Regions from separate parts of the Homo sapiens genome. Here region 1 is linked to region 2. Evidence: chromatin loops called from intact Hi-C (ENCODE). Cell type or tissue: B cell. All regions are shown on one strand. Links, peaks and the distances in the headings refer to the core of each region. The heading gives the core; the rest is flanking DNA. Region 1 overlaps TLN1 (talin 1). Region 2 holds the start of LOC101926948 (a long non-coding RNA gene).

The links. A loop is a pair of places that touch in the nucleus more often than their neighbours do. Peaks named below come from ENCODE experiments on the same cell type or tissue, not always from the same donor. Only the 100,000 strongest peaks of a DNase experiment are listed, where the experiment ranks them.
Region 1: it touches region 2 in a loop (5-fold over the local background); 26 of 110 quality-filtered maps call a loop at or near these places.

What each region holds. Positions count from the first base shown.
Region 1 is chr9:35,712,133-35,726,928 of GRCh38, reverse strand. It overlaps TLN1 (talin 1), which reads left to right. Exons shown (of 57, transcript NM_006289.4): 2 at 1,202-1,364; 3 at 1,608-1,705; 4 at 1,970-2,099; 5 at 2,205-2,357; 6 at 2,595-2,737; 7 at 2,850-2,977; 8 at 4,008-4,068; 9 at 4,706-4,810; 10 at 5,126-5,281; 11 at 6,016-6,117; 12 at 6,420-6,496; 13 at 6,710-6,890; 14 at 7,076-7,189; 15 at 7,302-7,410; 12 more. The coding sequence starts at 1,235. Among named protein-coding and RNA genes, the nearest start is that of MIR6852, 8.8 kb to the right of the region's middle. RefSeq lists a silencer at 1-17 and enhancers at 1-448, 11,318-12,222. In B cell, for the core only: no CTCF peak of the experiment used is centred there; a DNase peak (open chromatin) is centred at 7,578; H3K27ac peaks cover 3,359 bases.
Region 2 is chr9:35,634,878-35,650,410 of GRCh38, reverse strand. It overlaps SIT1 (signaling threshold regulating transmembrane adaptor 1), which reads left to right. Exons shown (of 5, transcript NM_014450.3): 3 at 1-54; 4 at 166-227; 5 at 330-1,116. The coding sequence ends at 563. LOC101926948 (a long non-coding RNA gene) reads right to left here and starts at 4,141. Exons shown (of 2, transcript NR_135130.1): 1 at 3,978-4,141; 2 at 2,935-3,721. It also overlaps a transcript of CD72 not described here. RefSeq lists enhancers at 680-729, 3,590-3,969. In B cell, for the core only: CTCF peaks have their summits at 3,268 and 3,475; DNase peaks (open chromatin) are centred at 760, 1,640, 2,890, 3,500 and 1 weaker place; H3K4me3 peaks cover 3,741 bases; H3K27ac peaks cover 7,752 bases.

The DNA.
Region 1 (14,796 bases), core at 4,171-12,170, 72 kb before region 2:
GAGGAGTTGCAGGACTGAGTATTAACTTGATGACTTGGAACAAGCAAGGACTGAGTTACAGGGACTGGGTCCTTTCTCTGGCCTGTCTTGAAAATGTTTCCTGGCCTCCCAGAGTCTATTTCCCCTTCTCCAAAACACAAGAGTTGACCAGATAACTTCTGAGATAGATCCCTTTGAGTTAGAGAATCACATTTCTAGCTTGACTGCCTGGGAAGCCCAGTACAGGGCTAGGCTCCTTCAGAAGGCCCCCGCATCTCAGGTTAGAAAAAAGCTGGGGCAAGAGCGGACCCCTGAATGGCTTGAGCAACCAGTATTTGGTCTCCCTGCCAGGCTAGCTAGAGTTTGTTTGCAGGCTTCAAGAGCCTTAGGGAATTATAACATCTTCATTTTGCAGAGAAGGCAGCTAAAGCCATGAGAAGGAAGGTCACGTGGTGAGAAGAGAGCTCTGAAAATCCCGGACAGGGAAGAGCCAGCAGGACACAGCAGGAGACAAAGAGAGAAAAATACTGAACCAGGCAAAAATGAAAAGAAGGCAGGAGTAGGGCTGAGAAAGGTGATCAGGGACAAGGGGCAAGAGAGATACTTGGATGAAAGTAGGGAGGTACAAATTCCAGTGGTGGGGCAGGGCAGTGTCCTCAGGTAGCACTGCATTTCAGACCTGCTATTGTACCTTGCAGACCAGCTTCTCCTTTCCCTCAGATGTCTTAAATTGTTAGGACTTGGCCGGGCGTGGTGGCTCACGCCTGTAATCCCAGCACTTGGGGAGGCCAAGGTGGATCACGAGGTCAGGAGATCGAGACCATCCTGGCTAACATGGTGAAACCCCGTCTCTACTAAAAATACAAAAAATTAGCCAGGCATGGCAGCGGGCGCCTGTAGTCCCAGCTACTGGGGAGGCTGAGACAGGAGAATGGCGTGAATCCAGGAGGCGGAGCTTGCAGCGAGCTGAGATCGCACCACTGTACTCTAGCCTGGGCAACAGAACGAAACTCTGTCTCAAAAAAAAAAATTGTCAGGACTCATTCTTTTGATGTAAATAATTTTTCACTCTTTAAAATTATTAAATACAATGAAAACAACCTTATTACCATCTACTTTGGTGAGTCCCTTTCAAAAACACTCTTCCCTTGGACTCCACCATCTGGGGGGCCTCTTCTCCCACCAGAAGAGTGTATTCTAATGCCCTGATGCCATGGGTCAGGTATAGCCAGGCTGGAGAAAAGAAGCTGCCACCATGGTTGCACTTTCACTGAAGATCAGCATTGGGAATGTGGTGAAGACGATGCAGTTTGAGCCGTCTACCATGGTGTACGACGCCTGCCGCATCATTCGTGAGCGGATCCCAGAGGCCCCAGCTGGTCCTCGTGAGTCTGACTCCCCCGGTGGCTGGAGTGGGAGTCTTCAGTCCCTTCTTGTTCCCAGGCTCTCGGCCTTGAGAGTTGACCCCTTTGTCCCCTAAGACTACTCACCCCTCAGGTCTGTGTTCCATGGTTCCCTCGTTCTTTAGGCCCAAGGTCATGGGAGAAATAGTCAGGGGCAACATGGTACAAGCTGTTCAGCCACATTGGGGTCTTCATAAGCCTAAAGTGATCCATCCTCTCTTTTAGCCAGCGACTTTGGGCTCTTTCTGTCAGATGATGACCCCAAAAAGGGTATATGGCTGGAGGCTGGGAAAGCTTTGGACTACTACATGCTCCGAAATGGGGTAAGTATCCTTTCATCAAGGACCACCACATCCCCTTCCATCAGCTTCTCCCTGTTCCACCTCCTGTTTTCAGCACCCACATCTGTTGTCTCTTAGCCCTCCCCATGCTTTCTTCCTATTAACAGACAGTCATAATTCCCTGCTTTTGAACGAACCACCATAGTCTTCCTTTCAGTGCTCCACTCTCTCCCCTCGGGCTGTGTAAAGAGGAAATAATACCCCTAGCTCAGAGTAGGCCCCTGTCTCTTCTTCCTGCCCTAACAGGACACTATGGAGTACAGGAAGAAACAGAGACCCCTGAAGATCCGTATGCTGGATGGAACTGTGAAGACGATCATGGTGGATGACTCTAAGACTGTCACTGACATGCTCATGACCATCTGTGCCCGCATTGGTAAGGGGCCCTAGTACAGTTGAAAGCCTGGGCCAGAAAGCCTCAACTCTCTCAAAAGGCATGGATGCAGTACCTGGGAAGCTAACAAGCCATCTCCTTCCTCAGGCATCACCAATCATGATGAATATTCATTGGTTCGAGAGCTGATGGAAGAGAAAAAGGAGGAAATAACAGGGACCTTAAGAAAGGACAAGACATTGCTGCGAGATGAAAAGAAGATGGAGAAACTAAAGCAGAAATTGCACACAGATGATGAGTGTAAGCAGAACTAGAAAAAAGAGGGCTTTTGAAATGGGAAGGGTGGGAAGGGGCTTCAGCATCTGCTTCTGCCAGGCACTGTTTTACACCCTGGGGATACATCAGTGAGAAAACAAAGTCCTACACTCATGGGACTTACATTTAAGTGAGGGGAGGTAGGAAATGCAGAAATAAACAGAGACCAGACAGCACAGGGGCCATGGGGGTTTGGCACTGAGGGGACTGTCTGTATCCCAGTGAACTGGCTGGACCATGGTCGGACACTGAGGGAGCAGGGTGTAGAGGAGCACGAGACGCTGCTGCTGCGGAGGAAGTTCTTTTACTCAGACCAGAATGTGGATTCCCGGGACCCTGTACAGCTGAACCTCCTGTATGTGCAGGTATGCAGAGGACTTGGCTGGGGTGGGGCAGGAATAGGGAGGGCTCGGAAGCACAGTGTGCGTGTCCTTGCACCCACACACAACATTCGCCTCCTTGCCCTGTGCTCTCCAGGCACGAGATGACATCCTGAATGGCTCCCACCCTGTCTCCTTTGACAAGGCCTGTGAGTTTGCTGGCTTCCAATGCCAGATCCAGTTTGGGCCCCACAATGAGCAGAAGCACAAGGCTGGCTTCCTTGAGTGAGTGACCCACATCCTATACCCTGTCAGGGCCCAGGACTCCCTGCCATTGTGACCCCAGTGGGCCTGTCTCCATTCCAAGCCTGCCCCCCACTATTTCTTCTTCCGAGGTACCAGGGTTTGACCAACATAGCTACCCTTTTAGTTGCCATCATCCATTGTCTCTTCTCTGCCTCTGGAATATGAATGTAGTTCAGTATCTCTGCCCCTACCCCCATCTCTGAAGCAAGCATGTCACTCTTTTTTGAGATTATCTGAAGAATTTTGCTGCAGTAGCCAGAGGGAAACCGGGTAAAATTTTCCCTATAGGGAACATGGGTTAAAAGTCTCACAAGCCTCATCTGCTGGTGTTTCTTGGAATGCAGAGTTTGGCGTGGCTTTCTCAGCTTCCTAAGTGCATGTTCATCCTTCTAGAAAGCTCTTTCTCCTCTTGGTTCCCTGAAATGGTGCTCTAGACCCACTTTCCCTCAGGGACTGAGCCTCTAACTTAATTTTCCTCAGTCCCTTTCCCTACAGGGAGAGACACAGGTCACATTAAGAATTCATACTGGCCAGGCTCGGTGGCTCACACCTGTAATCCCAGCACTTTGGGAGGCCAGGGCGGGCAGATCACCTGAGGTCGGGAGTTCGAGACCAGCCTGACCAACGTGGAGAAACCATGTATCTCTACTAAAAATACAAAATTAGCCAGGCGTGGTGGCACATGCCTGTAATCCCAGCTACTCGGGAGGCTGAGGCAGGAGAATCACTTGAACCTGGGAGGTGGAGGTTTTGGTGAGCTGAGATCGTGCCATTGCACTCCAGCCTGGGCAACAAGAGTGAAACTCCATCTCAAAAAAAAAAAAGAAGAGTTTACACGAAGTCACCTCTATTTCAGAAGATAATCTAGACTCTATTCCCTCAGAGTCTTTTTTCTCCCCAAAGATAACACTGTCCTAGGTATTTCCTCATACCCCCAGGCCCACAGTTCATGGCCCACATGTCCCCTGATGCTGTCTACCACATGCTGACCCTCCCTTTTCTGGTGTAGCCTGAAGGACTTCCTGCCCAAGGAGTATGTGAAGCAGAAGGGAGAGCGTAAGATCTTCCAGGTGAATGTGGGTAGGGGAAAGTATTTGGGATGACCGCGGAGCTTTGCTGCTTAATCTTACTGACTAAATGGCCCCCTGCCTCCTCCCCGTCTCCCCTAACTTGGCTTTCACCCACCGGGCTGTTATCCCACCTCACCTCTGCCAAGAAAGCAGACAGCTTGGGCTTTTAGTCTCAGCTCCATCCCTGCTTTTGCTGTGCAATTCAGTTCAATATTCTTGTAATCTTTTATTTACCTCTGATTTGGGATAACAGTACTTGCCCCGTGTAGGACTGATAGGATCAAATGAGGTAGCATAATCTGAAATTACTGTGAAAGAGTATAGTCTTTGTCCACTATAAGGTGTTACCCCCACTCTGAATACTCAGCCCAGAAGGCCTTCTCTTTGCCCTTCTACTTCCAAACTCTCTGTTCATATCTCCAGAATGTCTGCAAGTTCCTTGACTGTATCCCTTGACTCATCGCTTCTGCATAGCCCTTATCAGCCTCCATCCCGTTACCCTCTCGTTCTCATATCTTGTACTCCTCAACCTTTCCAGTGTCCCCATAATTCTCTCTCGTTAGAGTTAGCATCCAACCTTAATTCCTTAGCTGTGATATGAAACTCTTTGCTAAATTCTTCCCCATTTTATGCACAGGCACACAAGAATTGTGGGCAGATGAGTGAGATTGAGGCCAAGGTCCGCTACGTGAAGCTAGCCCGTTCTCTCAAGACTTACGGTGTCTCCTTCTTCCTGGTGAAGGTAGGTTATGGGCCCTTTTCACTGCCCTCCTTGTTTCCCACTCTTGCCCTTTTCTGTCTCTGAAAGTCTCTGGCCTTGCCCTCAGTCACATCTCCCACCATTCCCTAAGATTCCCATTCTCTTCCTTGCTCTGACCTCATGAAAACCTGCCTGTCATCAGCCCTACACCACCACTTCCCTCCCTACCCTGCATTTTCCCTTGTCCGTTAGCCCTCCCGGCCACCTCAACATCCCCTATGGCTGCAAGCTGATCTGATCATTCACCTCTCATTTGACCTCTGACCTGTAACACCAACACCAACCTCTGCCTCATAGGAAAAAATGAAAGGGAAGAACAAGCTAGTGCCCAGGCTTCTGGGCATCACCAAGGAGTGTGTGATGCGAGTGGATGAGAAGACCAAGGAAGTGATCCAGGAGTGGAACCTCACCAACATCAAACGCTGGGCTGCGTCTCCCAAAAGCTTCACCCTGGTAAGTCTGGGGACTATAACAAGAAAGTGCTTTGGGAGTTTCATTAAAGGGGCAGCTGCAGAGGTCTCTTCCCTCTCTTGGGGTAAGTATACTGAGTATTACTCCAGAAAAAAAGGAGGTTAGAGTAGATGGAGAATCTTCCTCTGGGAGAGTGTGAGGCTTAAATGAAACGGATGATGGACTTATTCTTTAAAATCAGCAGAACAAAAATCTCATCAGCAAGCTGAGATCACAGGAATTCTTGTAGGTGTGGTGAAAGGAAAAATGTGATAACCTCCCTGTTTCAGCAGCAGCTATATACAGTGAATTTTTGACTTTATATTATAGGGTTATGAATTGAAAACTGATATCAACTTGATAAAGTACCCTAATGACACAAATACAAATTATAGGAAATGCTGTTTTTTCCCTTTTGGATACTACAGCCAACCTTAAAGTGTGGCCATTTTATGCCAAATATTATATCCTCTCAATTTTATCATCAGAGTAAAAATAAGAGACTTCCTAAATGATATGTATTTGAAACTGTGTAGTGTAGAGGCCACTCCTCAGAAGTAAAAAATTTCCCTCCAAGGAGAAAATAAAGAGGAGGTTCAAGAAAGGTGGGCATCTTCCAAGAGGGCCGTTGCCACGGGAAGGCATCTCATCAGCTCAACCTTGGGCCTCCCATCCTAGCCATTTCCATCCTGGATAGATTTGAGCTTTCCCTCTGAGTCCCCCACTTGTCACCCTAGGATTTTGGAGATTACCAAGATGGCTATTACTCAGTACAGACAACTGAAGGGGAGCAGATTGCACAGCTCATTGCCGGCTACATCGATATCATCCTGAAGAAGGTGAGCACTGCCTGCCCTAGCCTTCTCCTTATCGCCTCTTGCCCTCTCCACAAGCCAGTCCTTTAGAAATGGGCACTCAGATTGCTTGAACCTGGGAGGCGGAGGTTGCAATGAGCCGAGATCTTGCCTCTGCACTCCAGCCTGGGTGACAGAGCCCTTTCTTGTCAAAAAAAAAAAAAAAAGAAAAAGAAATGGACACTCAGCTTCTGGAAAATGGCTGGTTATGGAAAGAAGAGGCTGCCTTTTCTCCACTTCCCTCTTCTTTAACTATCCCAACTCTTGTTCCTTTTTCCTTCCTACAGAAAAAAAGCAAGGATCACTTTGGGCTGGAAGGAGATGAGGAGTCTACTATGCTGGAGGACTCAGTGTCCCCCAAAAAGTACGAAGGGAGTTGGGCTGATCCCATTTCCCAGGGGTAGAGAAGGCAAGGCCTGACTCTAAGGACTCTTGGGAGGTGGGGAGTCCTTAGAATGGTTCTTTAACTAGTTGCAGGCTGTAGTGAGACCTCACACACCTGCAAAGGTAGTGTAACCGGGTGGGACGGGTAGAGATGAGGAGTCCTCTGTGAGCTCAATAGTTCACCCCTCTACAGGTCAACAGTCCTGCAGCAGCAATACAACCGGGTGGGGAAAGTGGAGCATGGCTCTGTGGCCCTGCCTGCCATCATGCGCTCTGGAGCCTCTGGTCCTGAGAATTTCCAGGTGGGCAGCATGCCCCCTGCCCAGCAGCAGATTACCAGCGGCCAGATGCACCGAGGACACATGCCTCCTCTGGTAAGTGTCCCACTTCCACCACGGTGCCAGGGCCCTTCTCTCACCCTCAGCTGGGCCGAGCCAGGAGTTAGGCAGTCTTTTCCCAGGTCCCTATTTGTATTCTCTCCCTAGACCCTGGTTCTCTTTTACCTTCTCTTTTCTCCAAACATCCATTCCAGTCCCTGTTTCTCCCCACTTGTCTTTAGACTTCAGCCCAGCAGGCACTCACTGGAACCATTAACTCCAGCATGCAGGCCGTGCAGGCTGCCCAGGCCACCCTGGATGACTTTGACACTCTGCCGCCTCTTGGCCAGGATGCTGTAAGTATGGGATGGAGGAGAGGCCGGTGGTACTGAAGCTGAGACTCCAAGGGATAGGGATGAGGTGAACCAAACCAGGGCAGATCCTGAAGGCTTTTCCTCTCTCTTTCAGGCCTCTAAGGCCTGGCGTAAAAACAAGATGGATGAATCAAAGCATGAGATCCACTCTCAGGTAGATGCCATCACAGCTGGTACTGCGTCTGTGGTGAACCTGACAGCAGGTAGGCCGGATGCTAGCTTCCGGGTGTGTGATGGGGAGAGGGGGTGCAAGTGTGCACAGGCATGCATGTGACTGGCTTCATGTGTGACTGTGCCTTGACTCACTGTGGAAGGGACTGTGTGTGTGCGTCTTTCTGTGGACATGTGTGTGACTAACTGGGTGTGACTTTGCTCCCTCCCCAGCCCTTCGTCTGGCCTGCCCTGTCTCTCATGTTCCTCTTTCTCCTTTTCCCCTTAGGGGACCCTGCTGAGACAGACTATACCGCAGTGGGCTGTGCAGTCACCACAATCTCCTCCAACCTGACGGAGATGTCCCGTGGGGTGAAGCTGCTGGCTGCCTTGCTGGAGGACGAAGGCGGCAGTGGTCGGCCCCTGTTGCAGGCAGCAAAGGGCCTTGCGGGAGCAGTGTCAGAACTGCTGCGCAGTGCCCAACCAGCCAGTGCTGAGGTCAGGGGCCACAGGTTTGGGTTAGGGTGGAGACAGGGTTCAAGCCCAAGGAGAAGGGGCAGTCCAAGCCACAGGATGGAAGCCTGGGTCCCGTGGGCCTGTGATATGCACAGGCATGTGGGCAGGGATTGGGCAGCTTCTGACTGGTGTTCACTCTCCACAGCCCCGTCAGAACCTGCTGCAAGCAGCTGGGAACGTGGGCCAGGCCAGTGGGGAGCTGTTGCAACAAATTGGGGAAAGTGATACTGACCCCCACTTCCAGGTTGGTGACTTACCCAACCCCCCAGAACCCCAGAATCTAGGAAGTAACTTCTGCTCGTGAATCCAGTTCCTAGTCCTGGCTTCTGTGAATTGACCCCTAAAAACCAATCTGAACCTCTATTTCCAGGGGATGATACTAGTAACTTCTGATCTCTCTTTTAGGGGTTAGAATTCAGAACCCCTGAATCCAAACTTAACCTGCTAGTTTACTCTTGGCCCTCATTTATTCTTTAGCCCCTTGTCATCTTTTCTCTCTCTTCCCCGTACATAGCCCTTGCCCCAATTTGAGGACCCCCCACAATGCTATAGACCATGCCACCCTGAGAATAGTGTTCCTCTAGCTCTCCCCCTTCCCGCTCCATGCCAATTTCCTCAGCTGACTTTTCACCCTGGATTTCCCATGCAGATATGTGCATCCAGAGGGGCTGGGGTTCGATCTCCCCCCGATTCCCCTACGGTAACAGCCTCTGGCCTGGGCCTTCCCAGCTTTGTCCTCTCTGAGCCGCATACACTCGTTTCTGTACTTCTTCCTCAGCCTCCTGGGGGACCAGAACTTGGTGGGAGATGAGGAGGCCTGGCGAAGCCAGGCTTTGGGAAATGGGATCAGGTAGGGTAGTACAGGGACTTGCTCCCAAGACTCCAGGATGACCACTTCCAATCCAAGATCAAGAAGTGGAGTAAAGAAGCTGGGGGTGGAGGGATCCCAGGAGATACCTCCTACCTCCTCTCCCCACCCCATTGTAACAGCGCCACCACATTGTCTCCCCGTCATCATCGAGTGTATCCGCCTCATGTGTGTCTCCATTTGGTGTAGGCTGTATTTTCTCTTGGTGTGGGTTTGTTCCTCGGTGGGGGTTCTGTCCTGCTGGGTGCTCAGGGCAGTAGCTCGGGGTAGGTTCTGGTTGCTTCTGCGTACACTCTCCTTTGATTGGATCAGTGGGAATAATGAAGCAGCTTACGCCTCTGAGAAGTGTCTGTGAATCCCAAGCCCAATCTCAGGTCATGCTAACTGCTGTTTTCTCACAGGATGCGCTAATGCAGCTCGCCAAAGCTGTGGCAAGTGCTGCAGCTGCCCTGGTCCTCAAGGCCAAGAGTGTGGCCCAGCGGACAGAGGACTCGGGACTTCAGACCCAAGTTATTGCTGCAGCAACACAGTGTGCCCTATCCACTTCCCAACTAGTGGCCTGTACTAAGGTGAGCCCCAAAGGTTGCTCTAGTCCGTGCTGAGGGGTAATACTACCACACACACGTGAGCCTTTCATTTTATTTCTTTGGCTCTGGAGGCCTCCTCACCCATCCCAGTTACTGCTATGAGCAGCATACTCTACCTCCTTTCCCTTGCCTACGTCTCTGACATTCACTTTACCTACAGGTGGTGGCACCTACAATCAGCTCACCTGTCTGCCAAGAGCAACTGGTGGAGGCTGGACGACTGGTAGCCAAAGCCGTGGAGGGCTGTGTGTCTGCCTCCCAGGCAGCTACAGAGGATGGGCAACTGTTGCGAGGGGTAGGAGCAGCAGCCACAGCTGTCACCCAGGCCCTAAATGAGCTGCTGCAGCATGTGAAAGCCCATGCCACAGGGGCTGGGCCTGCTGGCCGTTATGACCAGGCTACTGACACCATCCTAACCGTCACTGAGAACATCTTTAGCTCCATGGGTGATGCTGGTAAGACACGCACCCCCAGGAAAACAAAAAACCCTACCAGGGTTCCCTAAGCCCACTGGACATCATCCCCTTGCGGACCTAACCACTTCACCCCAAGGAACTCAGCACAGTGTGGGCTTGCCAGCCACACAACCATAGGCTCATCATTAAAGCTCTCTGAACCCTCTGCTTCCCCTTCTGTAAAAGGAATATTAAGTCCTCTACCTTCCCTGGAGCATTTAAAGAATATACCAAAGTACGCACAAAAATATATAGAAAGTGACATGAAAGTGGTATAGCCTTCCCTACTATACCCCTGACCCCAAAAGTTTTCAGAGAGTGTCTCATCTTCTCAAGGCTACTGGCTGAAAATACCCATTGGAGACTGTCCTTCTCCCGTAAGAACCCACTGGAGAATCTTTTTCTCCAAGATCCTAAACCCAGAAAAAAAATAGCCCCAAAGAAATGATGCAAGAGCTTTTGCCAGTCTCTTTTTCTGTCCCTAAAGCCCCCATCTACCTTGTCTACACCACTTTTCCCCACCTTTGTCCCCACCCCTGACACCTCAGTGTCTCTGGCTTCCTCGCCTGACTGTGCCCTATGCTCTCAGGGGAGATGGTGCGACAGGCCCGCATCCTGGCCCAAGCCACATCTGACCTGGTCAATGCCATCAAGGCTGATGCTGAGGGGGAAAGTGATCTGGAGAACTCCCGCAAGCTCTTAAGTGCTGCCAAGATCCTAGCTGATGCCACAGCCAAGATGGTAGAGGCTGCCAAGGTACAAAGCCTTCTGTGCACACTCCCAGACTGGACCCTAGAGGGAAGTAGAGCAGTCCAGATGGTCACCCTCATCTGATGAGGGAGACCCAGGAAAAGCAGAAAACACAAGAGGACAAATATAGGAGCACTCAGGAAATGAATGAGCCCCAAGGCTGTGGGTGAGCCATGACCCAGGCTTTTTTTTTTTTTTTTTTTTTAAAGATGTGGTCTCACTGTGTTGCCCAGGCTGGTCTCAAACTCTTGGACTCAAGTGATCCTCCCACCTTGGCCTCCCGAAGTGTTAGGATTGCAGGCATGAGCCACCACACCTGGCCTAAAATTATTTTTTAATTGACATAATTTTACATATTCATGAGGTACATAGTGACATTTCAATACATGTATAGTAATCAGATCAGAGTAATTAACATATCCATCATTTATCCAAATATTTATCATTTCTTTGTGTTGGGAACATTCAGTATCCTCCCCCTAGCTATTTGGAACTATATAATAGTCTTAACTTTAGTCATCCTACAGTGGTGTAGAACGCTAGAACTTACTCCTATCTAGCTATAATTTTGTGTCCTTTAATAAATCTCTCCCATTCCTCTGTAGTAGGCAACCAGATCCTTTTTCTTTAAGTCCAAGGTCTTAAGTCCAAGGCCTATTTTTACCTTCTTTGCTGCTACCCTGCCTGGGATTCCTTTCCTTCCTGGTCTCCCCTGTGAATACACATAGGCATTCAGTCTCTGGGGCCTCTGCTGCCAGCAGGACACTGAGACACCAGCATGCAGAGAACCATCAGAAAGAAGCCCAGATGATTCCTAGGCCCCCTGGACTCTGGGGCTTTTCAGTTGGCAGGAGTAAGCAGGTCCCCTGCTTTGGTATTCCTGAGATGCCTGCTCTAAACTGAGTCCTCCTTTGTCCAGGAAGCCCTACTCACCTCACTCGTGTGGTATTCCCCAAGGAGGGGAAGACAAAACAATTCCACCTTAAGAAAGGATTTCAGCATCCAGTGGGAATCCTAGCCCCCTGAGGTTTCCCATTGACCTTCATGAGTCAGCTCCTCTCAAAGGTGATTGCCTTTTGGTGGGGCTAGTTAGAGATGACTTCAGGAAAATACATGAATTTTAAACTGAGTCTAGAGGAGTGAGAGAGGAGCTTCTTTAGGATCCACAGGAGAGCTGGGTGATGACTGTCTTTCCACCTCTCCCTCAGGGAGCAGCTGCCCACCCTGACAGTGAGGAGCAGCAGCAGCGGCTGCGGGAGGCAGCTGAGGGGCTGCGCATGGCCACCAATGCAGCTGCGCAGAATGCCATCAAGAAAAAGCTGGTGCAGCGCCTGGAGGTGAGGCTGGGAGTTTCACCAGGAGCAAGAGAGAGTGTGGGTGCTGTGGGAGGAATGAACTGAAAGGGAGGTGCGGAGAGTAAGTTAATACGTCCTTGAGGCATAACCTGGGCAAGGTAGGCCAGGGACTGGGCTGGGCATGGGAATCCATGGGCTTGGTCTGACTACTCTTGTCTTCACAGCATGCAGCCAAGCAGGCTGCAGCCTCAGCCACACAGACCATCGCTGCAGCTCAGCACGCAGCCTCTACCCCCAAGGCCTCTGCCGGCCCCCAGCCCCTGCTGGTGCAGAGCTGCAAGGTAAGACTCTAGGAAGGATGTGGGAGTGGAAGAGGGAGACTTGTGGGTCTCTTATGACATTTTCACCTACAGGCAGTGGCAGAGCAGATTCCACTGCTGGTGCAGGGCGTCCGAGGAAGCCAAGCCCAGCCTGACAGCCCCAGCGCTCAGCTTGCCCTCATTGCTGCCAGCCAGAGCTTCCTGCAGGCAAGGCACCCCCTCTGCACTTCTCTGACCTGACCTTCCCACCTTTCTAAGCTTCCATCTCCCACAGTTTGAATCTCTGCCAAGAGCCTCTTTCCCAATACCAAGCCCCAGTGTTCCCTACATCCTGACCATCATCAGTCCTTGTACCCAAGCCCAGAGGGAGGATGGCACACTTCATCCACCTGCCTATTCCCCAACAGCCAGGTGGGAAGATGGTGGCAGCTGCAAAGGCCTCAGTGCCAACGATTCAGGACCAGGCTTCAGCCATGCAGCTGAGTCAGTGTGCCAAGAACCTGGGCACCGCGCTGGCTGAACTCCGGACGGCTGCCCAGAAGGTATGGAAGCTGGTTCTGGCTTTGGAAGATGAGGCTGGAGTCCTGTGATGAGAGGAAATCTGTGCAGAATAACCCAATACGCAGATAATTGTGTAATCAGAGGCATTGGTGAGACACAGCAGGACCTTCTACACCCAAAACCCCTTTCTTATCATAGGCTCAGGAAGCATGTGGACCTTTGGAGATGGATTCTGCACTGAGTGTGGTACAGAATCTAGAGAAAGATCTACAGGAAGTGAAGGCAGCAGCTCGAGATGGCAAGCTTAAACCCTTACCTGGGGAGACAGTAAGTATGTTTAAGACCTCATTCTTACTCAAATCCTAAAGTCTTCCTTCACCTCCGTGCCCCAGAGCTGCTCAAAACCTTTCCTTCCTTCCTTTTTCTTTTTTCTCTTTCTCTCTTTTATTTTTCTTTTCTTTCTTCTTCCTTCCTTTTTTCTTTCTCTTTCTCTCTCCTTCCTTCTTTCTTCCTTCCTTTCTTTTCTTCCTTTCCTCTCCTCTTTCTTTTCTTTTCTCTTTTCTTTTCTTTTCCGTTCTTTTATTTCTTTTTCTTTCTTGATGGAGTCTCGCTCTGTCACCTAAACTGTAGTGCAGTTGTGCAATCTCAGCTCACTGCAACCTCTGCCTCCTGGGTTCAAGCCATTCTCCTGCCTCAGCCTCCTGAGTAGCTGGGATTACAGGCATGCACCACCACGCCTGGCTAATTTTTGTATTTTTAGTAGAGATGGGGTTTCGCCATGTTGCCCAGGCTGGTCTTGAACTCCTGACCTCAGGTGATCCACCTGCCTCAGCCTCCCAACGTGCTAGGATTATAGGTGGGAGCCATCGCACCCAGCCCAAAACATTTATTTAAATTGCCACCTGTCCCCAAGTACCTTCTCAGGTTCCTTCTCCTCACCTTCTCCTTTCTCAAGCCCAATTCTTCCCCCTTCATCCTTAGATGGAGAAGTGTACCCAGGACCTGGGCAACAGCACCAAAGCCGTGAGCTCAGCCATCGCCCAGCTACTGGGAGAGGTTGCCCAGGGCAATGAGAATTATGCAGGTATGTGGGCAGAGAGCCAGGCATGGGGCATATTGTGAGGGAGGTAGGAAAATGGGAGCTGGATGAGGGATGGGACTGACAGACGAAACCACTGGAATCAGGGCCTGGCAATGAAAGCACCTTCCCTTCCCTCTTTCTCCTCATCTCCCAAGGTATTGCAGCTCGGGATGTGGCAGGTGGGCTGCGGTCACTGGCCCAGGCCGCTAGGGGAGTCGCTGCACTGACGTCAGATCCTGCAGTGCAGGCCATTGTACTTGATACGGCCAGTGATGTGCTGGACAAGGCCAGCAGCCTCATTGAGGAGGCGAAAAAGGCAGCTGGCCATCCAGGGGACCCTGAGAGCCAGCAGCGGCTTGCCCAGGTCAGATACTGGGAAAGGGCCACTCCCTCTCCCCCAGGTTCCTTCATAAGGCCCACCCTGATTGAGGCCAAAGCTTCTGAGCCTCGTCCACACTCACAGAGTGATGTCTTCTTGGGTCTGCTCTTGACAGCCCCTCTGTGGATTCCACCCTTATGTTCTCTTAGTCTTTTTTTTTTTTTTTTTTTTGAGACAGAGTTTTGCTCTTACTGCCCAGGCTGGAGTGCAATGGCGCAATTTCGGCTCAGTGCAGTCTCCGCCTCCTGGGTTCAAGTGATTCTCCTGCCTCAGACTCCCTAGTAGCTGGGACTACAGGCATGCGCCACCACACCCAGCTAATTTTTGAATTTTGTTTTAGTAGAGACAGGGCTTCACCATGTTGGCCAGGATGGTCTCGATCTCTTGACCTCGTGATCTGCCCCCCTCGGCCTCCCATAGTGCTGGGATTACAGGCGTGAGCCACTGTGCCCGGCCCTCTTGGTCTTGTAGAAGTGTCTCAGTTGGATTCAGTCATGGGCTGAGCTAAACACCAAGTTTGGGGAAGTTTAATTACTGTCACTTGAAACCCTAACCTCAGCCTGTTCACCTACAACGCCCCCTTTCTTTTTTCACTTTCAGAGGCAGTAGAGCTAGTCATCTCCCATGTCGCGTGAATGGAGGCGATCTCTCAAATTCTTTTCACTTGGGCAACCCTGTCTCCTTTCT
Region 2 (15,533 bases), core at 1-8,000:
GAGAGTCTGTGGAAGAGGTCCCGCTGTATGGGAACCTGCATTATCTACAGACAGGTAGGGAGCTGGCAGAGAGGAGGGGCACAGAGGCCAGGTCCTGGGTGGCTGGGATGGGGGCGTGCAGGAGGAAGGACAAGTTGCTGACCAGATTCCTGTTCCCCGTCCCAGGACGGCTGTCTCAAGACCCAGAGCCAGACCAGCAGGATCCAACTCTTGGAGGCCCTGCCAGGGTGAGTCAACTGTGGCTGGAGAAAAGGGGGAGGGAAGGAAGTGGGGGGCTTTTCGGGCTTTTCCGAGGGTCCAGTGAACTTCTAACAGCCTTGCATCTCCAGGCTGCAGAGGAGGTGATGTGCTATACCAGCCTGCAGCTGCGGCCTCCTCAGGGTCGGATCCCCGGTCCTGGAACCCCCGTCAAGTACTCGGAGGTGGTGCTGGACTCTGAGCCAAAGTCCCAGGCCTCGGGCCCCGAGCCGGAGCTCTATGCCTCAGTATGTGCCCAGACCCGCAGGGCCCGGGCCTCCTTCCCGGATCAGGCCTATGCCAACAGCCAGCCTGCAGCCAGCTGAGATGGAGGGCCTGGCACAGCGGGGCGTGCACTGCCCCAGCCCCCCGTAGCAGGGGCATGACTGTTTCCCAACCAGCACCCAAAGACGGGCGCCATTGCCAAGTCACAGGATGTGATCTACCCCGGACTTCCTATCTGAGCTTCAAGGGAGACATCTCAGGGCAAAGCTTTCGTGATGGAGGAGGCAAAGACAGTAGCCCCCTCCTTATTTCTTTTTTCTATCTGTTCCTCTTAGCCCCCAAACTCCCAGGTTCTCACTTCCTTCTTCTGGAGTTTAACCAGATCCTCCCCACCCCCGCTCCCTCATAGTCTACCCCCACGCCTCAGTGTCTCCTCAGGCACAGGAAGTGGGCGGTGGGGGAGGGGTAAGGGCCTGACAGTGGGTGGGTGGGTATATTCCTCAGGAGTCCACAGACTGGAGTGGACCTGGAACTTAGAGACGGGAGGGACCCGAGCCTGGCTTTTGACCTAAGAACCCTAGCAGGAGAATACAGTCTCCATCCTGCTGTCTCTGTCCTGTCCCCAAGTTTTCAAATAAAACTTTCCAAAAAGTGTTTAGATTTTTACCTAGAAGGCTGAAGACTTGCAAAGGGCCCTGCAGATGGGGGTGTGAGCTTTGCTGTCTGCACGGAGCTCTTTCTGGGGGTGCCTAGCTGGGGATGAGGGGCCAAGAGGGGCTGCGGCATCAACAGTGCAGAGGTGGGCACCGGGGTGGAGGGCCAGAGCCCAGCTCCTCAGCTGCTGTTGCTGCTGCTAGAACACCCCTGGGATCTGCACTCAGAGCCACTGCATTCCCCCTGGGGCTGCAAGCTCACAGTCCTGAGCTACTCTCCCCTTGACCTCTATAACTGCCATCACCTCCACAACCTGCCAGCCTGGTTCCTTCATCAAGTCCTCCAATCTGACCTCCGTCTGTCCGCTATGAGTCCCACCTATACCCCTGTTTTGACATCAGTAGCCTTATCTGCACTTAGTCATCGTATACCCCTAGAGGCCTTCTCCTTACCCCATCACTATGGCAGCGGTCCATCTCCACTCACTCTCTCCCACTCTGGCCTCCCAAAGTGCTGGGATTACAGGCATGAGCCACCGTGCCTGGCCTTCACTCTCTCAGTTGTCACCTGCAGTCTTGGCAACAGTTTTGCTTGTCACCACTTTCATTTTAATCCCCATCTAATTTGTCCTGCCTGTCCACCCATCACCTGCTGATTCTTAACCCCAGCCTCCTACCCCATATAGCATGCTACATCAGCCAGTTGGCACAGAGATTAGGACTCTGGGCTCAGGAGCCGGACTGCCTGCATTCAAATTCCATGTCTACCACTTACCAGCTGTGTGTTCTTGGGCAACTGTGCCTCGGTTTCTGAATCTGTAAGATTGAGAGGATATTAACGGTGTTTACTTCAAAAAAAGGTGGTTGTGAGGCTGAATGAGTTACCATTTGTAAAGCACTTAGACAATAAATGCTCAATAATGCTAGGCATTATTAAAATAAGAGAAATACAGGATCCTCTATGGGAGCTCATAGGTGAAGTGACTTCTAGGTAGAGACATGACACATAGTAGGAATCTGCCAGGAGAAGCGAAGGACAGAAAATGCTCCAAGGCAAAGGGAACCACAGGCAAAGGAGAGGCTTATTCAGAGGACCTGGCAGAAGTGCATTAGGCACAGCGGAGGGTAGAGTGAGATGGGGGCAATGGTAAGATGAGGCTGGAGGGGCAGACAGAGCCAGATCACACTGCGCCCATAAGTCATGCCAAGGAGCTTGGGCTTTATCCTGCAGGGGAGGTGAAAGGGAGTCACTGAAAGTTTTAAGCGAGGGATGAACACAGTGAGTTAAAGGCTCTAACTCCACTGGCTGCTGTGCTGATCTAGTGGTCAGCAGTCTGGAGTCAGGCGGCGCCTTTCAAAGGCTATTGCAAGATTTGAGTGAGAGGGGATGGCGGCAGTAGCGGTAGGGATGCAGAGGAGGGATGGATTACAAAGAGATGTTTAGGGTTTTTTTTTTTTTTAAAGGCCCCACCTATCACATCTTCCAGATTTCTGGTTAGAGCCTGTAACACCCCCCAACCCAAATCCTCATCATCATAATACAGCATAGCTCCAAGTTGGTTTCAGCTCATCACCTTCCTCACCTGGCAATCTCTCTCTCTCTCTCTCTCTCTCTCTCTCTCTCTCTCACAAACACACACACACCCTCCACCCCTTAAGCCCATCTGTGATCCATCTGTCTAGCAAAAGCTCCAACCTGTCAAACCTCTTCTAGGATATTTCAAGGTCTAGACCATCTCCCCAGGGCCTCTGTAGAGGCGGGCCGCGCTTGACAGATCTTTCTGAGGCTTGAGGGGCTGAAGAAAGGAGAAGCTGAGGCTTTCACTTCCAAGCTTCTCTTCTTCCCACTTGGAGTGCCACAGGAAGCCACAGAGGAGGAACCCGTGCGCCTGATTCCTGCCTGGTGGTCCCAATTTGAAAGGGACCACCCTTCCCTTAAGCCCACCCCCCTACAGACCCCACAAATGCCCCTGGGTCCCTGGACCTCTGAGGACCCCACCCTGGGCCTCCCCAGGAGAGGCCCAGGTCGCGGTTAAGGGCAGGTAGCTGGGGATGCGGAGGAGGGAGGGAGGGAGGCTTCGGGGGCGGACACCGGATGCGGGGAACCACCGGCAGCGGGATGTGGGGTTCTGAGGGCTGCGGTGCTTCTGAAGATGGCTCAGCGTCGCGCCAGGTGGACGTGAGAGCTTTACCCTGGAGGAGGCGGGGGTTGGAGTCCCGCCTACCCACTGGGACAAGCCAAGGGGTCAAACGCCCCCAACCCAGCCCGCAGATCTCCTCGAAGCACCCGGTTCTCCTGGCCCGCCCAGACCCACGGCGCTCGCCGCCTTCGCCCGCTTAGGACTGAGTCCGCAGCGCCGCCGCCTGGCGAGGGGCGGAGTTGCCACCACTTCTGCGCAGGCGGGATGCAGCCTGGCCCGCGGCATCCCGGGAGTTGTAGTCTCGACGCTTCGGGGCCACCCCAGGGTCTGGTCCCTGACGACGCGCAGTGAGGGCCCCGCCGCTACCCCAGCAGTCGCCTCCCAAGTTCGCGGAACGCAGCTGACCGGCTCCCTCTGGACTGGGTGACATGACTGCTCCCAAGCAGTCGTTTGTAAACTGAGTTTCTGTAAAACAATTTTATTTTTCATATGTGACTGTAGCGGGGTATGATTTGAACTTTGTTTTCCGTCCCCCAGCCCGGATTCTCTGTCTTCTCCTGTACAGCCGTTCCGTTTTCTTACCTCGTCTCCGTCACCGAGGCCCTCAGCCCTGAACACAAGGACTGGGCAGTTTCCCTATTGATTCCTGAACCTGGAACTTAAGACATCTTCCGAGGGGCCCCCCCTTGCCACACCCTCTAGCTGATCGACTCACAAATACCTGTGATTTCTCTCCCCGTCTCCACCTCCAGGTACTTCCCTAGTGGACTCCTTTCCCTCACCGGCGTAGCATTCCAGCCAGAAGGAGTGCCCGTCCTAGCGCCCCGTTCCCAGGGACAGACCCTCAGGGGGAGCTCCTAGGGCCCCAGCTGTCCCTCCTCTTTCTTAAAGCCTAGCTAGGAGGATAGGGACACATTGAAAACGGAAGAGGGAGGGTCTCCGGGACAGTCAAAGGTTCAACAGCAGGAAGTTCTTTTTTTTTTTCTTTTTTTTTGAGGCGAAGTCTTGCTCCTGTCGCCCAGGCTGGAGTGCAATGGCACGATCTCGGCTCACTGCAACCTCCGCCTCCCAGGTTCAAGAGATTCTCCTGCCTCAGCCTCCTGAGTAGCTGGGAATACAGACGCCCGCCAACACTCCCGGCTAATTATTTTTGTATTTTTAGTAGAGAGAGGGTTTCGCCATGTTGGGCAGGCTGGTGAACTCCTGACTTCAGGTGATCCGCCCACCTAGACCTCCCAAAGTGCTGGGATTACAGGCTTGAGCCACCGAGCCTGGCCAGGTTCTTAAGAAATTACTTATAGGTGGGGAGGGTCTTTGGAAGCCATCCGGCCAGGGCACCTCCATCTTTGGCCCTGCTCTGTAGTCTCTCAAAGATGGGTTTAAACTTCCAGCTTGGTTTTCTTACAAGGAGGGAAACAGAGCTGGGTTGTGGAGAGAAACCAAGTGTTTTTTAATTCTTAATTTTTATGGGTACATAGTAGGTGTATGTATTTATAGAGTACATGAGATATTTTGATATACGCATACAATGCATAATACAGACCAAGTTTTTTTTTGTTTGTTTTTGTTTTTTGAGACGGAGTCTTGTTCTGTTGCCCAAGCTGGAGTGCAGTGGTGCAACCTCGGCTCACTGCAACCTCTACCTCTTGGGTTCAAGCGATTCTCCTGCCTCAGCCTCCCTAGTAGCTGGGACTACAGGTGTGCACCACCATGCCCTGCTAATTTTTGTATTTTTAATAGAGACGGGGTTTCACCGTGTTGGCCAGGCCGGTCTCCAACTCCTGACCTCAAGTGATCCACCCGCTGGGATTACAGGCGTGAGCCACAGCGCCTGGCCCAGACCGAGTCTTAATGACTTCATTTGAAACCTTGAATCTAGACATGCCCAGAGCTATATTTGCCTTCTGAACTTTTTGGCTATGTAAGCTAATGAATTCCTTTTTTTTTTTTTTTTTGAGACGGAGTTTCGCTCTTGTTGCCCAGGCTGAAGTGCAGTGGCGAGATCTCGGCTCACTGCAACCTCCGCCTCCTGGGTTCAAGCGATTCTTCTGCCTCAACCTCCCGAGTAGCTGGGAATACAGGCATGCTCCACCACCCCCGGCTTATTTTGTGTTTTTAGTAAACGGGGTTTCTCCATGTTGGTCAGACTGGTCTGGAACTCCCAACCTCAGGTGATCTGTCCACCTTGGCCTCCCAAAGTGCTGGGATTACAGGCGTGAGCCACCGCGCCCGGCCTTTTTTTTTTTTTTTTTTGGCTTCAGTCAAAGTTATGTTTTCTATCTCTCGCAGTCACGAGTTCTGACTAATTCTGTGGGGGAAAGACCAACAGACAGGAGCCAGCTGAAGATGCTGAACCTCTGATGTCTTCACTTATTGCCCAATTCCTCCTTGAGCCACCCTCCTCTGACTTAAATGTACTGTCATGCCATTTGGCCCTAAGATATTTCTACTTAACGTGTGAGTTAATCAGATCCCTTGTCTAGCTTATAAATTTCTAGAATCATATAGCCAAAAGGAGGCTGACAGATCTGGCCCAAAGTTACACCCACTGCAGGAACTGCCCTATGATTTCTTCTTGAACACTTCCAGAAGCTGAACCTCTCCTTGGTAAGGACCTCACTACCTTTCCAAGGACTCTCTTCCAATCTTTCTGATTGATAGAACTTTTAAAATTTGGAACCAAAGTTGGCTTCCTTGTTACTTGTCTCACTGGTTCTGTCGATACTGGTCTGACAGCCCTGGAGGAATTGGGAGCCAGTCCTTACAAATAACCTAGGTCTTTTTTTTTTTTTTTTTTTTTTTTTGAGACAGAGTTTCACTCTTGTTGCCCAGGCTGGAATACAGCGGTGTGATCTTGGCTCACTTCAACCTCCACCCCACCCCTGGTTTCAAGCGATTCTCCTGCCTCAGCCTCCAGAGTAGTTGGGACTACAGGCACTCGCCACCATGCCTGGCTAATTTTTTGTATTTTTAGTAGAGATGGGGTTTCACCATGTTGGCCAGGATGGTCTCAAACTCCTGACCTCATGATCCACCCACCTTGGCCTCCCAAAGTGTTGGGATTACAGGCATGAGCCACCATGCCTGGCCTTTCTTTCTTTTTTTTTTTTTTCCTTTTCAGGAGAAGCGTTCTAAAGTGCCTTCTACAGTTTGTTTGTTTGTTTGTTTTGAGACGGAGTTTTTCTCTGTCACCCAGGCTGGAGTACAATGGTGCGATCTTGGCCCCACTGCAACCTCCACCTCCAGATTTAAGCAATTCTCCTGCCCCAGCCTCCCAACCTCTGGAGTAGCTGGGATTATTGGGGCGTGCCAATACGCCCGGCTAATTTTTGTATTTTTAGTAGAGATGAGGTTTCACTATGTTGGCCAGGCTGGTTTTGAATGCCTGACCTCAGGTGATCTGCCTGCCTCCGCCTCCAAAAGTGTTGGGATTACAGGCGTGAGTTACCCAGCCCGGCCCCTTCTATAGTTCTTTTACAGACTTTATTTGCAGCTTACTCATCACTCCCTTTCGGCTTGATCCTTAACGTGTGGCACTAAGAAGTCAATCTAGTACTGGGAACACATAGTTGGGGGCCATCTCTTTGACTCGGCGCGCTTAGTCTACCAGGCCTTTGTTTGTAAGGAATCAAGTCTTTAAGTGAAGCGTTGTTTATTGTAAGGACACATGGGGCAATCAGGAGGCCTAAATGGAATGGGAATCCCAGAGCAGTGGCTATGGTGTGAGTAGACCTCTGCAGACTGTTATTGGATCTCAGATCTCTGCAGTGCTGGGGACTGTCACGCGCGTCTGTGATGGTCCAGGGGGCTTCCAAGGCGATTGGGCAGTGTCGGTCTTCAGCTGCTAAGCCGAGCAGATGTGGGAAGGAGTCAGCCAAGGAACGTTGGGTTTGAGCTCCAGGAGCTTTAGGAATGGTGGCGATGTGAGTCGGACAGTCCAACCTCCAGTGGGGGCCCACACAGACAGGGCACGGCCTAGGAGGAATCCCGAGCTGTGGGCATTCTCAGGCCCAGTGGCCAGGCTTTTGGCATTTGAAGCCAGGTCCACGAGGAGGTTTTGAAGGAGCCCCTGGGAACTGTGGCTTGGATGTTCTGAAGTTTTTGTGTGCTGGAGACGTGGTTGTGGGTTGTCTTACAGCAGAGGCGAGTAGCTGTAACTCAGAGATGCCTTGTCACTTGGCTGCCTCTTCTCTATTATTGTACACCTTGAAGGCAAGGTTAATTAAGTCCTGTTGTGGGGTTTGAGGGCCGGAATCCAATTGTTGGAGTTTTTTCCTAATATCAGGAGCAGATTGGGTGATAAAATGCATATTAAGAATAAGGCGGCAACCCAAAAGCAACTAAGAGGGTTCCTTGGCATAACAGGCTTCTGCCGAATATGGATTCCCAGGTACAGCGAAATAGCCAGGCCATTATATACACTAATTAAGGAAACTCAGAAAGCCAATACCCATTTAGTAAGATGGACACCTGAAGCAGAAGCGGCTTTCCAGGCCCTAAAGAAGGCCCTAACCCAAGCCCCAGTGTTAAGCTTGCCAATGGGGCAAGACTTTTCTTTATATGTCACAGAAGAAACAGGAATAGCTCTAGGAGTCCTTACACAGGTCCGAGGGATGAGCTTGCAACACGTGGCATACCTGAGTAAGGAAATTGATGGAGTGGTAAAGGGTTGGCCCCATTGTTTACGGATAGTGGCAGCAGTAGCAGTCTTAGTATCTGAAGCAGTTAAAATAATACAGGTGATCTTACTGTGTGGCCATCTCATGATGTAAACAGCATACTCACTGCTAAAGGAGACTTGTGGCTGTCAGACAACCATTTACTTAAATATCAAGCTGTATTACTTGAAGGGCCAGTGCTGCGACTGTGCACTTGTGCAACTCTTAACCCAGCCACATTTCTTCCAGACAATGAAGAAAAGATAGAACATAACTGTCAACAAGTAATTGCTCAAACCAGTGCCGCTAGAGGGGACCTTTTAGAGGTTCCCGTGACTGATCCCGACCTCAACTTGTATACTGATGGAAGTTCCTTTGTAGAAAAAGGGCTTTGAAAAGCAGGGTATGCAGTGGTTAGTGATAATGGAATACTTGAAAGTAATCCCCTCACTCCAGGAACTAGTGCTCAGCTGGCAGAACTAATAGCCCTCACTCGGGAACTAGAATTAGGAGAAGGGAAAAGGGTAAATATATATACAGACTCTAAGTATGCTCACCTAGTCCTCCATGCCCATGCAGCAGTATGGAGAGAAAGGGAATTCCTAACTTCCAAGGAAACACCTATCAAACATCTGGAAGCCATTAGGAGATTACTATTGGCTGTACAGAAACCTAAAGAGGTGACAGTCTTACACTGCCGGGGTCACCACAAAGGAAAGGAAAGGGAAATAGAAGGGAACCGCCAAGCAGATATTGAAGCCAAAAGAGCCACAAGGCAGGACCCTCCATTAGAAATGCTTATAGAAGGACCCCTAGTATGAGGTAATCCCCTCCAGGAAACCAAGCCCCAGTACTCAGAAGAAGAAATAGAATGAGGAACCTCAAGAAGACATAGTTTCCTCTCCTCAAGATGGCTAGCCACCGAAGAAGGAAAAATACTTATGCCTGCAGCTAACCAATGGAAATTACTTTAAACCCTTCACCAAATCTTTCACTTAGGCATTGATAGCACCCATCAGATGGCCAAATTATTATTTACTGGACCAGGTCTTTCAAAACTATCAAGCAGATAGTCAGGGCCTGTAAAGTGTGCCAAAGAAGTAATTCCCTGCACTGCAGGCCATACATTTCAATCCCTGTATCTTTAACCTCCTTGTTAAGTTTGTCTCTTCCAGAATTGAAACTGTAAAACTACAAATGGTTCTTCAAATGGAGCCCCAGATGCAGTCCATGACTAAGATCCACCACAGACCCCTGGACCAGCCTGCTAGCCCATGCTCCGATGTTAATGACATCGAAGGCACCCCCCCCGAGGAAATCTCAACTGTGCAACCCCTACTATGCCCCAATTCAGCAGGAAGCAGTTACAGCGGTCATCAGCCAACCTCCCCAACAGCACTTGGGTTTTCCTGTTGAGAGGGGGCACTGAGAGACAAGACTAGCTGGATTTCCTAGGCCGACTAAGAATCCCTAAGCGTAGCTGGGAAGGTGACTGCATCCACCTTTAAACATGGGGCTTGCCACTTAGCTCACACCCAACCAATCAGAGAGCTCACTAAAATGCTAATTAGGCAAAAACAGGAGGTAAAGAAATAGCCAATCACCTTTTGCCTGAGAGCACAGCAGGAGGGACAAGGATCGGGATATAAACCCGGGCATTCAAGCCGGCAATGGCAACCCCCTTTGGGTCCCCTCCCTTTGTATGGGAGCTCTGTTTTCACTCTATTAAATCTTGCAACTGCACTCTTCTGGTCCATGTTTGTTACGGCTCGAGCTGAGCTTTCGCTCCCCGTCCACCACTGCTGTTTGCCACTGTCGCAGACCTGCCGCTGACTCCCATCCTGCTGCTGACTCCCATCCCTCCAGATCCGGCAGGGTGTCTGCTGTGCTCCTGACCCAGTGAGACTCCCATTGCCACTCCCGATCGTGCTAAAGGCTTCCCATTGTTCTTGCACGGCTAAGTGCCTGGGTTCGTCCTAATCGAGCTGAACACTAGTCACTGGGTTCCACAGTTCTCTTCCGTGACCCACGGCTTCTAATAGAGCTATAACACTCATCGCATGGCCCAAGATTCCATTCCTTGGAATCCGTGAGGCCAAGAACCCCAAGTCAGAGAACACAAGGCTTGCCACCATCTTGGAAGCGGCTCACCACCATCTTGGGAGCTCTGTGAGCAAAGACCCACGGTAACACTAACAGGGTCATGGGAATCACCAAATTTATAGCTAGTTGTTCAGAAGTGTGGGTGACCTGGGGACCCCCAAAGTACAGCTGGAATCTGAAGAGAAGATTTGTGAAGGATTAAGCCCTTAACTTATGGAGTCTGCACTAACTGTAGATGGTCAGTGCCAGAAATGGCTTTTAGTACACCAATTTTGGTTGAAACAGAAAAATGTCACAGAATGAAAACCATTTTAGTAAATAGCAATAATTCAGTCATTTTTGGTGGAAATTCTTTGATGTGATCTAAACCAAAATGAGATCAGCTTTGCTTCAAAAAGATTTTGCCAAATAAGAGAAACTGCTGAATATTTAACGTTTAAAATATCAATTTCTATGTATTTTTTCCTTTTTCATGGTGTTCAGGAATTAATTTTGTTAGCAGTCAAGATTGCTTAATCCTCAGAGTTACATTTCCATTTTGCAAAGTAACAACTGGTTGGTTTTTACTCTTAGTTTCCCTTTCCCCAGCCAGCATGTAAACAACCTGCCATATTGTTGCAAAAAGGCAAATAGGGTTAAAATTGGAGACAAGACTTCCATCATTTTTGCCAAGCAGAGAGGGAAGAACTCAGTAATCACATAATTCTGCTCAAACTAAGTGTATCTGAGAACTATTCAAATGTTCACAGGAGGACAGATGACCTCTTTTTTCTCCATTTCTCTTTGGATGTTACACTTTGTCATTTGTCATCAAAATTGGCCTTTTCCTTTATCTCTTTGTGGTAAAGCTTGATGGCATCTGAATTTACACTGTCTCCTTGACAGTTGTGCTGCTTCTGCTTCTTTCTGGCAGTTTCTACTTTTCCTTTCATTTTATTATCCTGCTTTTTATTTCAATTTTGTTTTTATAGTCTCTGTGTACTGTCTTGACCTTTAGATGGTCTTACCTTCAACATGGCAAGGATGTCACACTACCACGTACAAATAACAATGTGCTTTCTTAGCTCATTTCCCTAGCATGACTTTTTTTGAGATGTCAAAAGCAAGTTTTTGAGAAACCAATTGCATTTTTATTTTGCCCTAAGGGTGCTTAACCCAATGTCTCTTCTTTTATTATTATTTTATTACCCAAGGGAAAAAAAATTTACTTAGTTTATTTTTTTAAAGCCAGTACTTTGCTCATCAATTAATGTTTGTTGAATTTATTCCTACTGGATGAGTAGTTGTATTCTTTTGAAATAATGTGTCAAATCTTTGTGCCCAAAGATTAAAAAAATAAAAGTAAAATACATCTAAAAAAAAAAAAAAAGAATAAGGCGGCCTTCCGGCCCCTCTGGGTCTAGGGCGGTAAAGCGTCTAAGGGTTGCTGCCAAGCGGGCCAGGAACTGGGCTGGGTTTTCGCCTTTACCTTGGGTAGTTTCCTTTAGCTTGTCAGAATTAACAGCTTTGTGTGCTGCCTTTTTAAGCCCTTCAACTAGGCAGGAAATCATGTAATCTCGCCTAGCTATACCTGGGGAATCTGCCTGATAGTTCCTTTGGGGGTCCTCTCGGGGAACTGCTCTGATGCCTTCCTGGAGGCCTGGCTCATGAAGCCAGCGGTTGTCAGCGTGAGACTGGGCTAGAGAAAAAACTCTTTCCTGTTCATCTGGGGAGAGGGTGGAAGTCAGGATGACATTTAAGTCACTGCAGGTTAACTTGCAGGACAGAGTTAGATATCGGAATTCCTGTATATATTTAGCGGGGTCTGATGAGAAAGAGCCCAAACACTGGCTGATTTGGGAAAAGTCTGATACAGAAAAAGGCGCATGTACCCAGACTATGCCTTCAGCTCCAGCCACTTCTCTAAGAGGAAATTGTTGGGCAGGTGGGGGAGAGCTAGTCGCAGAACAAAACTGTAAGCCAGACTGGGTGTGAGGAGGGGAGGTGATAGAAGGGTTATAGGGTGGGGGAGCGGAGGCTGAAGAGGAGCTGGAGCCTGATTCAGCCTGGTGGGGAGCGACCTGAGGAGGAGCAGTCTGGGGAGGAGGGGAGAGGTCAGATGGGTCGGTAGAAAAGGAAGATTCAAAAGACCCAGCAACACTTGGGGTTGGGACTGAAGGGACAGGTGGGAGGGAAAGAAGGAGGATTTGGGACAAGTCGCATTGGGAACAGAGACTAGGGAGAGAATGAAGTGTGAAAGACGCCCGGATGTACGGCACCTCCGACCATTTGCCCATTTTTCGACAAAAATTATCTAGGTCTTGTAGGATAGACAAATTGACAGTGCCGTTCTCTGGCCACTTGGAACTATTTTCGAGTTTGTATTGGGGCCAAGTGGTATTGCAGAAGAAAATAAGGCATTTAGGTTTTAGGTCAGGTGTGAGTTGAAGGGGTTTTCAAGAACACAGGCTAAGGGAAAAGATGGGGGAATCGAGGGTGGAAGGTTGCCCATAGTGAAGGAGGTAAGTTTAAAGAGAAAGGTAGAGACACGGAGCAGGGGGTGATGAGCAGCCCTGGGCTGCAATGTGGGTGAGCAGCCAAAGCAGGCGTCCCCACAATTGACTTGCCACCAAGGGAATGTGGGTGAATGACCAAGGCAGGCATCCCCGTGGTGATCAGACACCAATGAAATGTGGGTGAATAATCAGGCAGGCATCCCCGCAGTGATTAGACACCAAGGGAAGGCTGTCTTCCTGAGTCCATGACCAGCGCCGGAGTTTTGGGTCCACAGATAAAATGTGTCTCCTTTGTCTCTACTAGAGAGGAAAAAGAACTGGAATTGGAAGGACAGGGAGATTGAAGGGTAGCAAGAGAGGGAGATTGAAGGGTAGCAAGAGAGGCTGGAGAAGAGAGTGAAAAGACCGCTTACCCAATTTGAAATTGGTGAGATGTTCCTTGGGCTGGTTGGTCTGAGGACCCGAGGTTGTAGGTGGATCTCCTCACAGAGTTAGGGCGAGGACAGGGGACCCGCCTCCCGAAGGAGTCCTCCTGTCCCGGGTCTTCAGCACCAAATGCCATGCACGTCTGTGTGAAGAGACCACCAAACAGGCTTTGTGTGAGCAATAAGGCTGTTTATTTCACCTGGGTGCAGGCGGGCTGAGTCCGAATAGAGAGTCAGCAAAGGGTGATGGGATTATCATTAGTTTTTATAGTTTTGGGATAGGCGATAGAGTTAGGAGCAATTTTTTGCGGGCAGGGGGTAGATCTTCTTACAAAGTACGTTCTCAAGCGTGGGGAGAATATTACAAAGTACCTTCTTAAGGGTGGGGAGGGTGTATCGTACAAAGTACATTCACAAGGGTGGGGGAATATCACAAAGTACTTATCGCAAGGGTGGGGAGGGTGTATTGTCACAAAGTCAATTGATCAGTTAGGGTGGGGCAGAAACAAATCACAATGGTGGAATGTTATCAGTTAAGGCAGGAACTGGCTATTTTAACTTCTTTTGTGGATCTTCAGTTGCTTCAGGCCATCTGGATGTATCCGTGCAGGTCACAGGGGATATAATGGCTTTTCTTGGGCTCAGAGGCCTGACAGGGACCTCAGTGACAGGACTATGTGGGACTTCAGGATCCTGCTCCTCTAGTTCCAAGACTCAGATACTCTCTTCATTTCTGACCTCGTGATCCACCCGCCTAGGCCTCCCAAAGTACTGGGATTACAGGCGTGAGGCACTGCGCCCGGCCAGAAAGTTCTTAAGAAATTACTTATAGGTGAAGAGGGTCTTTGGAAGCGATGTGGCCAGGGTCTCTCCATCTTTGGCCCTGCTCTGCAGTCTCTCAAAGATGGGTTTAAACTTCCAGCTTGGTTTTGTTACAAGGAGGGAACAGATTTAAGTGATTCTCATTTCTTCATTTCTACTTCTTTTATTTATATTCCATTTCTTCCCACTTTGCTAACTTGCTTCCCTATCCTTTACTGTATATTCTCTACTTAGTTGTTCTGGTTCCTTATAACAGCTTCATATTTCCTCTTCGGTCTTGTGACCTCAGTTAAATGTTTAATTATAGAAATAATGTGCACGTGGTTAAAAAAAAAGTCAAATAGAACCAAAGGCTACACAACAGTGGTTCTCAACCAGGGGTGACTTTGCCCCCACCCCCTGCAGGAAACATTTAGGGCATGTCTGGAAACATTTTTGGTTTTCACAACTGGGGAGGGGGTGGTAGTGGAAAGAGGTCAAGGATGCTGTTAAACAACCTACAAAACTCAGGTCAGCTACTCACAATAAGGAATTTCTCACCCAAAATTTATAGTGCTGAGGGTGAGAAATCCTAGCATAGGGGAAAAAATAAAAGTAAAAACCTCTCTCCCCCAATTCCAATTCCTACTCCCAGTCATAGTTCCCAGAGGTAACTACTTTCAACACTTCCTGGCTTTAAGTGTTTTGGTGACTTTTTATTTGTTAATAGTGATACTTAGACCTCTTAGAGCAAGAGAATTCTAGGAAACTCTAGTGAGGTTCTCCATTCCACACCCCCTCTGACAACTCCAGCTATAGGTGACAAACTTTAAGTGGGCTCCTCTGGGCTCCAAGCAGAGAGAATTCCTTATAGACAAGTTCTGGAAAACAGCCTCAGAGCCAAAAGCAAGGACTTTCAGGAAGAAAGCAAGTCTCAGAGACAGCCTGCTTCCCAAGGACAATCATGACTCTTCTGGGTCTTAACTACCAGCAAAACTAATGGTGGATTTAATTTCTCAGCCCTTGAGGCTGGGAGAATGCAGAAAAACCAGAGGGCAGAGGAACCTGCTGGCAGAGACAGCTGAATCCCTGACAGAAAAAATGAGAGCCTGGAAGAGATATGTGTGAAGCTCAAACACAAAAGATTTCCTTGAACTAGAAAATGTGATCTCAGAACTAAAAATTTCCATTGATAAATCAAAGGAGAGGACAGTCATTGCTGAAACCCCAAAATAGGTCTAGAAAATTAAATAGAAAAAAAGTCTCAAAATCTAGCACAAAAATATAGAATTGCAAATATGTGGTAGAAGGTAGAAGCCTGGAACAGATAGAGTAGACTTAACCTGCAAATGCTGTGGGTTCCAGGAGAAAAAGGAACAAGAGAGGAGAGATCATAATTAAATAATAGATGAAATTTCTCTAAGCTGAAGAAAGAATGATTCCAGCTCCAATTGAAACGAAAAGACACACACTCAGCTACATATAGGCAAAAATTCCAAAACTCTAAGAATATAGGAAATCTTACATACTTTAAGGCAGAAAGCAAGTTATTTTTTCTCATCTGCAACCCTGAAAGTTAAAAGACCCCCAGATGGAATGTGGGCTAATGAAAGAAAAGGCCTGCAACCTATACCCAGCCAAGGAAGAAAAAAAGATTTGCAAAAATCACTGAGTACCTCATCTGAGAAATACTTTTGAGAAGAGACTCTAATAAACAACAAATGAATCCTAACACAGACTTCAAGACAGGGGAAGAGAAGAAGCAAGAAACCAGTGGGGAGCAACGAACCATGTC